2 separate regions of the Homo sapiens genome follow, and region 2 is linked to region 1. A link is a loop called in an ENCODE intact Hi-C map of the cell type or tissue named here. Cell type or tissue: heart right ventricle. All regions are shown on one strand.

The links. Peaks named below come from ENCODE experiments on the same cell type or tissue, not always from the same donor. Only the 100,000 strongest peaks of a DNase experiment are listed, where the experiment ranks them.
Region 2: a loop joins it to region 1, with 2.7 times the contacts of the local background. A loop is called at or near these places in 29 of 110 quality-filtered maps.

What each region holds. Positions count from the first base shown.
Region 1 is chr1:10,100,682-10,108,681 of GRCh38, reverse strand. It overlaps UBE4B (ubiquitination factor E4B), which reads right to left. Exons shown (of 28, transcript NM_001105562.3): 4 at 7,487-7,574; 5 at 5,590-5,734; 6 at 2,938-3,166; 7 at 2,099-2,485. Among named protein-coding and RNA genes, the nearest start is that of UBE4B, 72 kb to the right of the region's middle. In heart right ventricle, no CTCF peak of the experiment used is centred here; a DNase peak (open chromatin) is centred at 3,007; H3K27ac peaks cover 2,513 bases.
Region 2 is chr1:10,043,130-10,051,129 of GRCh38, reverse strand. All of the region lies in intron 1 of UBE4B (ubiquitination factor E4B), which reads right to left. Among named protein-coding and RNA genes, the nearest start is that of UBE4B, 14 kb to the right of the region's middle. In heart right ventricle, no CTCF peak of the experiment used is centred here; a DNase peak (open chromatin) is centred at 4,581; H3K27ac peaks cover 1,754 bases.

The DNA of each region.
Region 1 (8,000 bases):
CGTATTCTCTAATGATTCTTCTGAACACCATCGAATTGAATGAAGTGTACCTAACTCCTACTGCAGTCTCTATTTATAGCCTGGAGTTATTTTTGAACAGTGCTGGGCACAAACACCAACTCAGTCCACAGGAAACTTCAATTTAAGAGCAAAATTGTAAGACAATGAGTCAGAGGATTAGAAAGAAGGTGCTATTATATTCTCTTGCTCAAAGTCACCTACACAACCCAAGTAGTGCTTTTCACTCGGTTTCCAGGGGTAAACATTCAGCAACATCCGGAACTATGTTTCAGCCTCTGCGGTCATTTCAAAGGCTCTTTAAACAAATGGGGTCTGGCTTCACTGAGGTCCAGGAGGTGCTAAGAGAAATTTAAGGCTAGACATGAAAGCAAAGTCACAGTTATGCAGATGGTATGACCTCATATGTTCTTCGATGGATTGCCCAGACTGAGCTCAATGGGGGTGAACAGGGGGGCGGTGGAGGCTGGGAGGGGGTGGGAAGGGAGCACGCACGCACACACACACACACACACACCTCCCCCAAATCCCAGCCCCTCTCCCGTTACTAAATAGCAGCAATTCATGCAACTGTACTTAAGAAAACATGCCTCAGAGAGTACAAGTTGTCACATCTGGTAGTTCACAATAACATTCTCGCAATAGATAAATGAAGGGTCCCTCATTTTAGATCTAAAGGTGGATAAACTTGATGACTGATCTTTAATCTGTTTTCATGCTTTTGAAAAATGATTATACATAAAGTTTTCCTCCAAACTTGCCAGGCGACAACTCTGAAAATTCTGGGGCCAGACACAGTGACTCACTCCTGTAATCCCAACATTTTGGGAGGCCAAGACGGGCAGATCACTTGAGGTCAGGAGTTCGAGACCAGCCTGGCCAACCTGGCAAAACCCTGTCTCTACTAAAAATACAAAAATTAGCCGGGCATGGTGGCGGGTGCCTGTAATCCCAGCTACTTGGGAGTCTGAGGCAGGAGAATCACTTGAACCCAGGAGGAGGAAGTTGCCGTGAGCCGAGATTGCGCCATTGCACTCCGGCCTGGGCAACAAGAGCAGAACTCTGCCTCAAAAAAAAAAAAAAAAAAGAAAGAAAGAAAGAAAAAAAGAAAATTCTCCTATGTGCTACTTTATCCCATGAGAAGGTCTGAACACATCAATATACTCTGGAGCCCACCTCATTTGACCCTATCCTGCCTGGATTCAAAGCACGCCCCTTGTTAGAGCTTATAGAAGTTAGTTCCTAAGCATCTACGCACATGCAGGGGTAAGACTCCATTCCTCTGATACCTGGACCCAAACTGGACACAAGAAAAATCATCACCACCACCACCACCTTCATCATCACCATCACCATCATCATCATCTTCTTCTTCATCTTCTTCATCACTACTGTCCCCAGAAAGTGCGAGGAAGAGGAAGGAGAAAGGATTGTCGTACATACTACCACAACAAAAGCAAAAAAGGCCATCAGAGAACAAAGAAAAAACAAGACGGGGAGAAGCTTTTGCAACTGCTGTCCTTTTAAATAAACCATACACTAAAACTTTTGGCCACTGACATGCAGAAACATAATTCACCTAAATTATAGAAACACATACAGGTACATTTGAGAGAAGGGGCCACTGGATTAGTGGAATTCTGATACTGCTTCCTTCTAAGAGACTGAACTTACATATAACTAAAACTCAACACGTCAGGACATGAACCGACCCACCCCACTCACCAGAAGTAAAAAACACCAGGCCCAGATTTGCTCCCACACCTGCTTGGTCTGATAGCATTTCAACTACCACTGGCAACAGGACAAAAGGCCAAAAAGGGTTCCTGTGTGCCCCAACTCTCAAAGGGAAGAAAGGGATTCACAATAGAATAGAGCAACCCAAACTTTCCAGCATGATTAGAGCCTGGCAGAAGCATGGACTCAGAGTACGTGCCTACCAAACTAGTTAGCCACACAGGTTAATAACCCAAAACAACAATTTAACAGAGTCAGTGTCACACAGCACTTCTTCCAAACCGTGTTAATCTCCTTTCCCTGCACCGCAAACACACATGCAACTCTCCTGTGGGATAAATACCTAGGAGAGATCCTCAGGGAGGAGGGGCGTCTGCTCGTGGCACTGGGTGAGGCGGGTGGTAGGGGTGGACCCGTGCTGCTGGGCCTCTGTCTGGAACTGCTGGCGGGCACTGCTTGGGGGCTACTGGCGAGGGCAGGGGGACTTGGGGAGCTCGACAGAATGGAGACGCCTGAGGACGCCCATGGGTGAGTGACAGTGTAGGGGCGATACCGCGGGGATGAAGGCTGGCTTCCCGCAGCAGTTCCAGAGGCTGCACTGTGAGGACTGAGGGGAGTGGAAGGCACAGCCAACTGGCTGGCTGCACGGGAAGGTGAGGCAAGAGACGGGCCCATCACGGGAACAGAGCTCCAGAAACTGGGAGTGGGAGCCGGACTACTTTCATAGAGGCTAAATTAGTTGAGAAAGGGAGGAAAGAAGAGAAAAATCAAAGAAAAACTTGAGATAACTAACTAAAACAGAAAATATCAAGCTTTTAAAGGAGAATCATTTCAGTTCAAGTATATCTAGCAGATAAACATCTAAATAATTATAATCTAATTGCCCTATTGATCTAGAGGCTATACTTACAAGACGATAAAGTCCCCATTCGAAGAATGATGTAGTATACACAGCCAACTGCTTCTAAAATTTCATCTAGCAATATCTTAACCATAGAGAGCCAAAAAATAATAATCTAGAAAAGAGAATTCCACTTCCAATGACTAAATCCACCTCCCCAAATATGATATATGCCATACCCTGTATGACACTGATTAACACTGTCAACAAACATTCCCTTCTCCTACGTAGTTCACAGTTATTTTACTACCAGTAAGATGTGCAAAGAGAACCACACTGACCTAGACAAAGAGCTGGCACCAAAGGAAGCCACGCTGCAGAACATGGGGCTTGTTCCTGGATTGGAGCCAGTGTTTAGCAAGAGATTTCTGTCTGGTGACCGTGCTGCTGCAGCAATTGGCTGTGATGTGGCTGTCAGACTGGCAAATGGGTTTTCATCTCTGGTCTGAGTGGACATCATTAGCACTTCCATTAAAATCTGGCCAATCAAGTCCTTAAAATCGGAGAATACTGTTGGAAAGGCAGAACAAAGAACAGGTTACACACAGTTCGAACACAGGTTACACAGCCCTTGAATAAGCCAGCTGACCCCAAATGGTTCGATGCAGTATCCTGGATTAGATTCTGGAATGGTAAAAGGATATTAGTGGAAAACCTAAATAAAGCCTTGTGTTTAGTTAGTAGTAATTTCTTAGTTTTGACAAATGTACCATGGTTATATAAGATATTAACGTCAGGGGAAACTGGGTAAAGTATATATAGGAACTCCCTGCACTAACTGAAACTATTCCAAAATTAAAAGTTTATTAAAAAGAAAGTTGGGGTACAGTCATTGAGAGTTACCGCTGATGTATATTAATTGTAAAAAGAAGCTACTCCCAACTATAGAGGTTACTTTATTATACTACAAATGCAACTGGGTTAATATTTCTTAGTCTAGATATGTTTTATAGATAGTAATAAAACTATTAAGTCCAAGGTTCAAAAGATTTTATGAAGGGTCCAACATCTAGTCACCATGTGGCTTTCAGGAGCAAATGCTACATTCTAGCTTCCTTCTTATTCTTTGCAGCTCCCAGTTGATTTACTGTTGGTCTTTAGATACATTTTAAATACCACTAAACAAAAGTTTTAACTCATGGAAATTTTATCTGATTTGGTTATTTAAAATTGCCACTTACATGTGTAAGACAGAGTTGCCACTTAACATGTGTAAGACACTTGTTTTAACAAAAGTTTTAACTCATGGAAATTTTATCTGATTTGGTTATTTAAAATTGCCACTTACATGTGTAAGACAGATTTGCCACTTACATGTGTAAGACAGAGAATCTTAAGATTTATAATAAGAATAACAAGTAGCAGAGTTTCAAATACATGGTCTGCTCCATTAGCAGAGTTAATAAGTAAAATCAGAAATAGTCTTATCTATCCTCCAGAAATACAAAGGACTTTTTTTTTCCCTCCTCAGAAGATAGGCAGCATAGAAAAGAGAAAGGTGATCTCCTTGATATTCACGCATCCATTTAAAATCTATCTATTGAGGGACTATTTTGTGCAAGATATCCTTCTAGGGATACATCAATGAGTAAAACAGACAAAAATCCCTACCATGAGGGAAGTTACATTCCAGTGATAGGCCAAAAAAACCACTCCAGCACACCTCCCATACCTCTTCTGCGTTCCAAATGACTACTGTAAAGAAAAAGGATAGTGCCCTATGATGCTGATATCTTGCTAAGAGTTTTATTATTTTGTTACAAGCTTGGCCTCTTAAAGTGGAATATCAGAAACACAGCAAAATGTCATTATGTTCTATCTTGCTAAGCAATTTAACCAAATAGACCAATTCCACCGTCTATACATGGCTTCATAGGCACTTAAAGCAGGTATAGCTCATACAGAACACTTCTCTCAGGATCCCTGGAGACCACCCACTATATCTATACTTCATAAGAGGAGGTAAGGCCAGGCTCGGTGGCTCAAGCCTGTAATCCCAGCACTTTGGGAGGCCGAGGCAGGCAGATCACGAGGTCAAGAGATCGAGACCATCCTGGCCAACATGGTGAAATCCTGTCTCTACTAAAACTACAAAAATGAGGCCAGGCACGGTGGCTCATGCCTGTAATCCCAGCACTTTGGGAGGCCAAGGCGGGCGGATCACGAGATCAGGAGATCGAGACCGTCCTGGCCAACATGGTGAAACCCTGTCTCTACTAAAAATACAAGAATTAGCTGGGTGTGGTGGCGCATGCCTGTAATCCCAACTCGGGAGGCTGAGGCTGGAGAATTGCTTGAACCCAGGAGGTGGGAGTTGCAGTGAGCCAAGACTGCGCCACTGCACTCCAGCCTGGTGCCAGAGCAAGACTCTGTCTCAAAAAAAAAAAAAAAAACAAAAACAAAACAAACAAAAAAAACTACAAAAATTAGCTGGGCGTGGTGGTGCACGCCTGTAGTCCCAGCTACTCCAGTGGCCGAGGCAGAAGAATCACTTGAACTCGGGAGGCAGAAGTTGCAGTCAGCTGAGATCATGCCACTGCACTCCAGCCTGGTGATAGGGTGAGATTCCATCTCAAAATAAATAAATAAATAAATAAATAAATAAATAAATAAATAAATAAATAAAGAGGAGGTAATGCTCTAAGCACCTTCTTACTACAAAGAGAAAAACTTCAACCCTGAGAAAATGGAGACCATTAACCTATTTACATAGTATTATAGAAATCATGGAAATGAAAAATAAGTTATCGATAAGATCAGTGGAAAGGGAAGAAAGTGGCTAAACAATTGTGTCCTCATCAAGAAGTATCCCTGTCATCAAAAATACAACCCAAGAGCAAGATGGAGTGAATGTGGATAACAGAGGGCAAAGATCTCACATCTTATTTTCTTGTCGAGTACTCTGCAGTAAGACTGCTGAGCTAGATTCCTACCTTCTTTTGGGTTCTGCTTAAACTGTGCAGAAAGAGAAGAAAGAAAGATGACATCTCTGTCCCGGTCCTTCCAAGAGACACGGAAGATCTTACAGACCAGCTGTAAGGCCTGCTCTTCAGACACTTCAGGGCCCGAGGAAGGCTCCTGGTGAAGAAGAAGATTTGCAGGTTAATTTCAAATAAGAGGTATGAGTTAGGTGTTTCAATAGGAATACGTTATTCTGATTTAATTCATTATTAGTGATGATATTTTAAAAATGCATGAAACCATTCACCCACTGATTAGGGGAAAAGTAAGCCTATTCCTATAACATCAAAGTTACAACATCTAAGTCTCATGAGCTTACAATACAATCTATGGGGAGCATAAAAGAGCAAAGATGGCCGGGCGTGGTGGCTCACACCTGTAATCCCAGCATTCTGGAAGGCCGAGGCCAGTGGATCACCTGAGGTCAGGAGCTCAAGACCAGCCTGGCCAACATGGTGAAACCCTGTCTCTACTAAAAATACAAAAATTAGCCAGGCGCGGTTGCGGGCCTGGCTACTCGGAGCTACTTGGGAGGCTGAGGCAGGAGAATCGCTTGAACCCAGGAGGCGGAGGTTGTGGTGAACCAAGATCACGCCATTGCACTCCAGCCTGGGCAACAGAGTGAGGCCCTGTCTCAAAAAAAAAAAAAAAAAAAAAAAAAAAAAAAAAAAAAGAGCAAAGTCATTATCAAAAGTCACCAAGGAAAAATATGTGACAGAGGATGTACATATCCTATCTATTTACTTTTCTGAATTCCATAGGACCAGGTTAACACTCCAGGTGCATGACCAATTTTCCTCCAGGAATTTTTCAAAATTGTAACATTTCTCATTACATACCACCACAGATAAAACAGCATATAAAAAAGAATTTTGTAAACATTAAAGAACTATACAAAATAAAGCACTGCACCACTAGGAGGCTACAGTGCAACTTCTTATTTTTTCCTTTGTTTGTCTTTATTTTTGTTTACAGTGCAACTTCCAATAATCATTAACATGTGTTGCTAAAGGATTCCTAATAATTTACTAAACAGAAAGTGATGTAATTATCTATATTAATACACACACACACACACACACACACACCCTAAATGCAGAGCACTAAGCTCAGGTGATATTCAAATATAAAGGCTTCATGTTTTCCAAAACCTTCTACTTGCGACTAGATTCTACATATTCTTGCTTCAATTCCCAGTCATTTTCCTCAGAATACTGCTAAAGATGTGATGATCTACTTGCTTAAAAGCAAAAGACCAGGCCAGGCGCAGTGGCTCACGCCTGTAATCCCACACTTTGGGAAGCCAAGGCAGGTGGATCATAAGGTCAATAGATCAAGACCATCCTGGCTAACACGGTGAAAACCCATCTCTACTAAAAATACAAAAAATTAGCTGGGCGTGGTGGCGGGCGCCTGTAGTCCCAGCTACTTGGGAAGCTGAGGCAGGAGAATGGTGTGAACCTGGGAGGCGGAGCTTGCAGTGAGCCGAGATCGCACCACTGCACTCCAGCCTGGGCGACAGAGCGAGACTCTGTCTCAAAAAAAAAAAAAAAAAAAAAAAAAAAAGCAAAAGACCAACAGAAAGAATTCTAATTTGCTCTAAATTAGTTCCTATTACAACCTAAATTTACTGATAAAATCATGGCCCTGAACCAAAAACAGATGGATATTATCAGATCAAAGGACTGAGTTACACTTTCATGAATAAGGGTAATCTAGGTTATTCATTTTTCCTCAAAAGAATAAAAATAATCACCTGCCTAGGACTTCCTGATTTCGGGTGGCCCCAATCTAACAGACTCTACAGATACAAGACATGAAATGTGTTTATTTCTATTACCTGTACCAAGGGCTTCATCGCTTACCAACCTTATCACTGAGGCTCCGCTTTTCTCTTCGATCATTTTCATCAACCTCCATGTTTTCAATTCCTGAATCCACATCCACCTGGGACATGCTTAAAGTACAAAAGACAAACAAGCCTTTTACCTTTTATAAATCCGCACAATGTCACTGTAGCTGCTGGGTGAGAAAATGTTTTAAAATATCAGTTAATCAGGAAAGGAAAATGATAATGGTCCATCTTTTTTCTTATTAATTTTTAAGAGTTCTTCATAAATTAGGATCTAAACAATTTGTCTCTTATACATGTTGGAAATATTTTTCCTAAGTTGTCATTTTCTTGGGCTTACTTTTTAAAAGTATATCATTGGCCGAGTGCAGTGGCTCACGCCTGTAATCCCAGCACTTTGGGAGGCCAAGGCAGGTGGATCACCTGAGGTCAGGAGTTCGAGATCAGCCTGACCAACATGGAGAAACCCCATCTCTACTAAAAATATAAAATTAGTCAGGCGTGGTGGCACATGCCTGTAATCCCAGCTAC
Region 2 (8,000 bases), 58 kb after region 1:
GAGGCTGAGGCGGGAAAATCATCTGAGCCCAGGAGTTTGAGGCTGCAGTGAGCTATGATAATGCCACTGCACTCCAGCCTGGGCCATAGAGCAAGTCCTGTCTCAAAACAAAAAGCAAACAACCAAAAAAGCCTGCAAGTATGTCTGACTCTGAATTAGAACTCTGATAATGAGGCTTTTTTCATCAAGTGCCTACCTTAACCTAATTAACACAACTTAATGCAGCAAACAAATAAACTATTGCAATACTAGAATTGGGAGGCAGGCCGGTTGTGGTGGCTCACGCCTATAATCTCAACACTTTGGGAGGCCGAGGAGGGAAGATGGCTTGAGGCCAGGAGTTGGAAACCAGCCTGGGCAACATGGCAACATAGTGAAACTCCACCTCTATAAAAAAAAAAAAAAAAAGAATAGGAGTCCTGAAAAGACATGTTGTATCACTGCATTCATTCATGCATTGAACAAGTATTTGTTCTGAGCCACTCTGTGCCAAGCCCTGTGCCAGAACTTGGATAAAAAGCAGTAAACAAGAATAGCCAGGAGTTCATATCCCAGTAGGAGCTACACCAAGTGAATAAATAATTCAATGCAGTGTGGTTAATGTTAGGAGAGAAGTGATTTTAATGAAACCCCTTTCCCGTTCCTCCAACTTCTCCCTATCACCTACTCCTTCAGCTGCTGCAGACCCTTAGTGGTTTTGGAGAGCTTGGGGTCACACATTTGGCTATGCCTGATATATCTCAAAACCTTTCAGATCAGGCCAGGCACACTGGCTCACACCTGTAATCCCAACACTTTGGGAGGCCAAGGCAGGCGGATCACCTGAGGTCAGGAGTTCAAGACCAGCCTGACCAACATGGCAAAACCTGGTCTCTACTAAACATACGAAAATTAGCCAAGTGTGGTGGTGCATGCCTGTAATCCCAGCTACTCGGGAGGCTGAGGCAGGAGAATTGCTTGAACCCCAGAAGTGGAGGTTGCAGTGAGCCAAGAGCGCCACTGCACTCCAGCCTGGGTGACAAGAGCAAGACTCTGTCTCAAAAAAAACCAGCCTTTCAGATCAGCAAGCAGCTACCAATATCCCATATTTGCCATCTTCAGTTTTTCTCCAATGTTCTCATATTTCTATCATCAATTTCAAAAGAATGAATGTAACAGAATTTGCCCAGAGTAAGAAGTAAATGAAACATTTCTCTTCACCACAGACTTATTTTTCTAACTTTTTTTTTTTTTTTTTGAGACAGGGTCTTTTGCTCTCTCGCCCAGACTAGAGGGCAGTGACATGGATCATGGCTCACTGCACCCTGGACCTGCCGGGCTCAAGTGATTCTCCCATCTCAGCCTCCCGAGTAGCTGGGACCACAGGTGCATGCCACCACACCCAGCCATTTTGGACATATGGGGTCTCCCTATGTTGTCCAAGTTGGTCTCAAACTCCTGGACTCAAGTGATCTGCCCACCTTGGCCTCCCAAATTGCTGGGGTTACAGGCATGAGACACTATGCCCAGCCAACATTGTTTCCTAATTTAAAAAAATTTTTTTTTTTTTTAGAGAAAAGGTCTTATGATATTGCCCAGGCTGCCCTCAAACTCCTGGGCTCAAGTGATCCTCCTGCCTTGGCCTCCCAAGTAGCAGGGATTGCAGGCATGCATCATTGCGTCTGGCTACAGTGTTCTAATTGTCAAAATCCTAGTCATCTTTAAAGACTAATTCAAATCTTCCCAGTCCCCTCCCTACATTCCCCATCAGAATTAACTGCCCCATCAACCGTACCCCCTTTACTGAAATGTCTATTTAGCACTTGAAGTCTAGCTGGTTGCGTTCCTGTGTCCCCAGCTGCAGCCTGAGGTCACTGAAGGTAAAGACCAGGTCTTCGTCATATTCGAGCAGCATCTCCACATAGTCAGCCCTCAGTACCTGGCACAAAGCCCAAAAATATTTGTTGAAATTAAGCAAACAAATTAAATAATATTCAAGTCTCCTACTCTGAAATATTTGCCACTCAACTATTTTTTTAAGCTCTAAAAACTATAATATGATCCAATGTTCCCCATATTATGTCTCAAAATTTATTATTTGGAACTCTTCAGGCCCAAAACCTCATGCTAGGAATGATATACAAATATATCTCTACCTCTTTACTTCCTCCCTTGGGGAAAGAGAGAGAAACAGAGTGTTGAATGAATAAAGAAAGTAGTGATTATAGCAGAGAATGGGAAAAGTTAAAACAGAAAAAGATAAGCTCACCACATTTTCCTGTCACCTCTAAAACCCATGGCTTCTGCCAACTACAGATGGCTTCCCAGTGCACCCCTGGAGCCTACGCCTCACTCCTGAGCTCCCTCCCCTCTCCTCCCATTCTCTCTTGAACTTGCTCCAGTCAGCAATGAAATCAGTCTTGTCAAGGTAACCAAGGGCCTCCATGTCGCCAAATCCCATAGTCACGTCTTGGTCCTCCTCTAATTTTATCAACATTAGACACAGTTGAGCATTCCCCCACATCATGAAATACTTTCTTCCCCTGGACACCAGATTCCATGCTCTCTAGACTGTCCTCCAACCTCAGTGGCTGTTCCTTATCAGTCTCCTTTTCTGAGTCCTCCTGATCTCCCAACCTTTAATTGCTGGAATGGATGGAGGCTCAGTCCTCTTGTCTTCCGCATTTATGCTCACTCTCTAGGTAAAATCTGTCCATTCTCATGATTTTAAATACAATGACAACTTCCAGATTAGTATCCCTAACCCCAACCTCCCCCAAGAACTGCAAACTCCTATACAACCTATTTCACATCTCCATATGGACAAAGAACAGGCAGCATATTCATAATATGTTCAAACCAGATGATAACGTCTCCCTCCCAATCTTCTCTTTCAATTTTCCCCATCTCAGTAAATGACAATTCCATTTTTTGAGCTGCTTAAGCCAAAATTCCTGGTATCCCTGTGGTAGAAAAGCTAGTTGCCTCCCAAAACGCATTCAGGACGGATGCAGTGGCTCATGCTTATAATCCCAGGGCCTTGGGAAGCCAAGGAAGGAGGATTGTTTGAAGTCAGGAGTTCAAGACCAGCCTAGGCAACACAGGGAGACCCTCGTCTCTAATAAAAATTTAAAAATTAGCTGGGCACAGTGGCACACACCTCCCAGTTACTCAGGAGACTAAGGCAGAAGGATCACTTGAACCCAGGAGTTAGAGGCTGCACTGTACTCTAGCCTGGGTGACAAAAAATACCTTGTCTCTAAAAAAGTAAAATAAATAAAATGCATTCAACCATGTTTGCATTTGAGTGTGGCCAGGAGACTAAGCTCTAGCCAAGGAGATGTAAGTAATGACATATGGGCCAAGGGCGGTGGCTCAAGCCTGTAATCCCAGCACTCTGGGAGGCCGAGGCGGGTGGGTCATGAGGTCAGGAGATCGAGACCATCCTAGCTAACGTGGTGAAACCCCATCTCTACTAAAAATAGAAAAAATTAGCCAGGTGTGGTGGCGGGCACCTGCAGTCCCAGCTACTCGGGAGGCTGAGGCAGGAGAATGGCGTGAACCTGGGAGGCGGAGCTTGCGGTGAGCCGAGATCACGCCACTACACTCCAGCCTGGGCAAAGAGTGAGACTCCATCTCAAAAAAAAAAAAAAAAAAAAAAAGATATATGAAGCTTTCTGGCCATGCTCTTATGGGATAGAACATGCCCTCTCCTCCCACTTGAGTCCCTTCCTAAGGACTGGGATGCAGATTTCCTCAAAGAAGCTGGAGCAGCCCTCCTGGCCTATAAGCTAGAGGATGACAGTGCACAAAACAGCATGAGTCTGGCCCCCTAGCAGGCATGGAGTTACTAAGCCAGCTCTCAGCCACCTACCCAGATTTTCACTTGAAATAGAAAAAAATCAACATCTTGTTCAAGCCATTATTATTTCCGACCTCTGCCACAGCAGTCAAATCAATATCCTAACTAATACACAGAATCTGGAAGCTGGAAGTAATCAACCTTAACAATACAAATATGCAGCATTGGCTTAGGGGTCAGCATGGGCACAGATACTGTAGGATGGAAGAATGGCAACCCTCAGAGATCACAATAAAACATTTGGCAAAACCCGTGATATCTTAGAAAACAGCCTGCATGCCAACATGGCCTGTAATTCTAGGGGAACTGGTCGAACAATACAAAATTTGGTGCTTACTGGCTAAGAAGTCCTGCAAACATGAAGCAGACTCAAGCCAAAGCTTGCCAATTCGCATGCAAAGATGAAAGGGAATACAGTCTGCCTGAGGAATGTCCGCGGTCTACAATCAAAGTTTTCAGAGTCTGGTAATTTGGGGCTAAGTAGGGTTGAAAAAGCCTACTCCTTCAATATCCACAAGAAGCAAGCTGGAGAAACTGTTTAGCCCTACAAAAAGGATAGCCTCCAATGTCCACTTCAGATCTGACCCCAGAGGAAAAGAAACACAGAAAAACTCTCCAGAAAATAAAGTCAGAGGCTACAGAGGGCCAGGCACAAGGGAGCTCCTTCAAGAGACCAGAATCAAGGTTGCCAGAAAGGCGAGGTCAGAACCTCACAGTACTGCCAGGGGAGGAAGCGCTCACAGCTCAGCCTGGCAGGAGCTGACAATGGCTATGGACCAGCGCAGAGTATTACTCCCCATTCTTCCCTTTTCCAAACAGGACTTTCTACTTCCATTATCCTAACCTCTCCACCACTGTATGGGGGACAGCAGAGCCCCTGATAACTTTGTTTTAAACTAAAGATTCCTGGAATGTACATCACCCAGGGATTCTGGACTCTGAAGTTGATCCGGGGTTGTCTCCCTCGGGAGAAGGGTTTGGAAAGAAAGGCATAGACTGCTCTCCCTTTCTGATGTGAGAGAACGTATAGCTGAACACATGGCTGCCCAAGAAAAACTATTTCTCAGCCTTCCCAGCAAGTAGCTGTGGCCATGTGACTTGGGTTCCAGCCAGTGAGAGGTAAACAGGAGTGATCTGTGCAACTTTCAAGCTGTGCCATGAAGAGGCACATGACCTCCCCTCCCCTCTCTGGCCAGAATGCAGACATACAAGGGCCAAAAGATGGAAGCCATATGGTAGGAAAGTAGGTACAAGACAGAAGGCACCTGGGCTCCTAATGAGCGCAGAGCTGCCATACCAGCCCCGGCCTCCTACCCAGACTTCTATTTAGAGAGAAATAAACATCTATCTGGCTTAAGCAGCTGCCACTTCATGTCTCTCTGTTACAACAATCAACTCGATGATAACCTAACTCATCCCTGCACCTTGGACTCCACTCTTTCATACTCCACATGCAACTCACTACCCAATCCTATTGGCTCTACCCACAAAATGTATCTGACCATCTAGTGTTTGACCCTTTCTCCCCCTCTCAACCACTAACCCCAGTTGGTGGCCCCCACATCATCTCTCCCTGGGACTCCTTCGATGGCCGCCTTTCTCTCTGCTTTTGCTCTTTCCTCCTTATCTATTCTCTTCACAGCAGCCAGAATGCCCAGGAGGGCAGAGATTTCTGTTTTGTCCACAGGTGTACCCTCATGGTCTAGAACAATGCTGGACATAGACCATATTTCATCAAATATGTCAGACTGTAGACTGTACCATTATTTTTCACCACCAAGAGAAACAAAATATGGCACATTAAACCACAACAAAATGCCTGAACAACAGACAAGGACAGAGTTGTCATCAGTTACACCAGGCTCTCATAGCCCTGAAATTTCTTTCTGAGGAATGTGGAGTGTCTCTGACCTAAGGTTGCATTGCCTGAGTGTGAAATGCAATCCTCCTAACTGTATGTTCAGTTACAAAATGTGACATGGCTTCACACACTTATGGATTTCGGCCTCTCTGAAGCTCCCTAATGCGGGGGTCCCCAACCCCTGGGCCACAGACCAGTACCAAGCAAGCACGCGAGTGAGGGAGTGAAGCTCCATCTGTATTTGCAGCCACTCCCCATCACTCGCATTACTACCTGAGCTCCGCCTCCTGCAAGATCAGCAGTGGCATTAGATTCGAATGGGAGCATGAACCCTACATTGAGTTCTGCACGCGAGGGATCTACATTGCACCCTCCTTAGGAGAATCCAATGCCTGATGATCTGTCACTTTCTCCCATCACCCCTAGATGGACCGTCTACTTACAGAAAAACAAGGTCAGGGCTCCCACTGATTCTACATTATGGTGGGTTGTAAAATTATTTCATTCTATATTACAATATAATAATAATAGAAATAAAGGGCACAGGCCAGGCGCGGTGGCTCATGCCTGTAATCCCAGCACTTTGAGAGGCTGAGGTGGGTGGACTGCTTGAGCTCAGGAGTTCAAGAACAGCCTGGCCAACATAGTAAAACTCTATCTCTATCAAAAATACAAAAAATTAGCCGGGCATGATGGCGTGCGCCTATGGTCCCAAGTACTCAGGAGGCTGAGGTGGGAGGATCGCTTGAGCCCAAGCGGTGGAGTTACAGTGAGCTGAGATCATGCCACTGTACTCTAGCCTGGGTGACAAAGCGAGACAGGCGGGCGGTGGAAGGAGGGAAGGAGAGAGGGAGGGAAGGAAGGAAGGAAGGAAGAGTAAGGAAGGAAGGGTAAGGAAGGAAGGAGCACAACAAATGTAATATGCTTGAATCATCTCAAAACCATCCCTTCCCCTCCCACCACCACCACCCATGGAAAAAGTGTCTTCTACGAAACCAGTCCCTGGTGCCAAAAAGGTTGGGGACCACTGCCCTAATTCACTTGGTGGTGTTTGGCAATTAAATATGGAACTGGGCCAGGCGCGGTGGCTCCCACCTGTAATCCTAGCACTTTGGGAGGCCGAGGCAAGCCGATCATTTGAGGTCAGGAGTTCAAGATCAGCCTGGACAACAAGAGTAAAACCCCGTCTCCGCTAAAAATACAAAAATTAGCCGGGCATGGTGGCACGCACCTATACACCTATAATCCCAGCTACTCGGGAGGCTGAGACACGAGAATCGCTTGAACCTGGCACCTGGCAGGTGGAGGTTGCAGTGAGCTGAGATCCTGCCACTGCACTCCAGCGTGAGTAACAGAGCAAGACTCTGTCTCCAAAAAAAAAAGAAAAGAAAAGAAACGTGGAATTGTGGTCACTCCCCCAACAACAAACATTTTCTTTAGAAACAGCAAATGGACACCCCACCTCCTGTTTCCATTCCTCTCTGTATACAAAGTAACACTTGCTTTCATTGCTGAATCTAAGTGTAATTGTTTGGAAGGCATTTAAAATGGCAACTAATTTTAACACTGTAGCACTCAACTGAAGGGGTGATTACATGAACAGGTATAACCAGGTTCACACCTAAACAGGAAATGACAACTATGTCACAACTGCCACCTGGCCAACGGTGATTACACCATCTATTTATAAGAAGCATCCCGGCCCAGCGCGTTGGATCACGCCTGTAATCCCAGCACTTTGGGAGGCTGAGGCGGGTGGATCACGAGGTCAGGAGCTCGAGACCATCCTGGCTAACACGGTGAAACCCCGTCTCTACTAAAAATACAAAAAAAATTAGTCAGGCTTGGTGGTGGGCGCCTGTAGTCCCAGCTACTTGGGAGGCTGAGGCAGGAAAATGGTGTGAACCCAGGTGGCGGAGCTTGCAGTGAGCCGAGATCGCGCCACTGCACTCCAGCCTGGGTGACAAGAGTGAGACTCCATCTCAAAAAAAAAAAAAAAAAAAAAAGCAGCATCTCAATTTCAAAGATATTAAAATGTGATGAAAACAAGGGGGAGGAGAGTACATCTCAGAAATGATTGAAAAACAGTTGAGATCTCAGTAAGTTTTTACTGAAAGTTGGCCGGGTGCGGTGGCTCACACCTGTAATCCCGGCACTTTGGGAGGCTGAGGCCGGCAGATCACCTGAGGTCAGGAGTTCAAGACCAGCCTGGTCAACATGGTAAAACTCCAACTGTGCTAAGAATACAAAATTAGCCGGGCATGGTGGTGCATGCCTGTAATCCCAGCTACTTGGGAA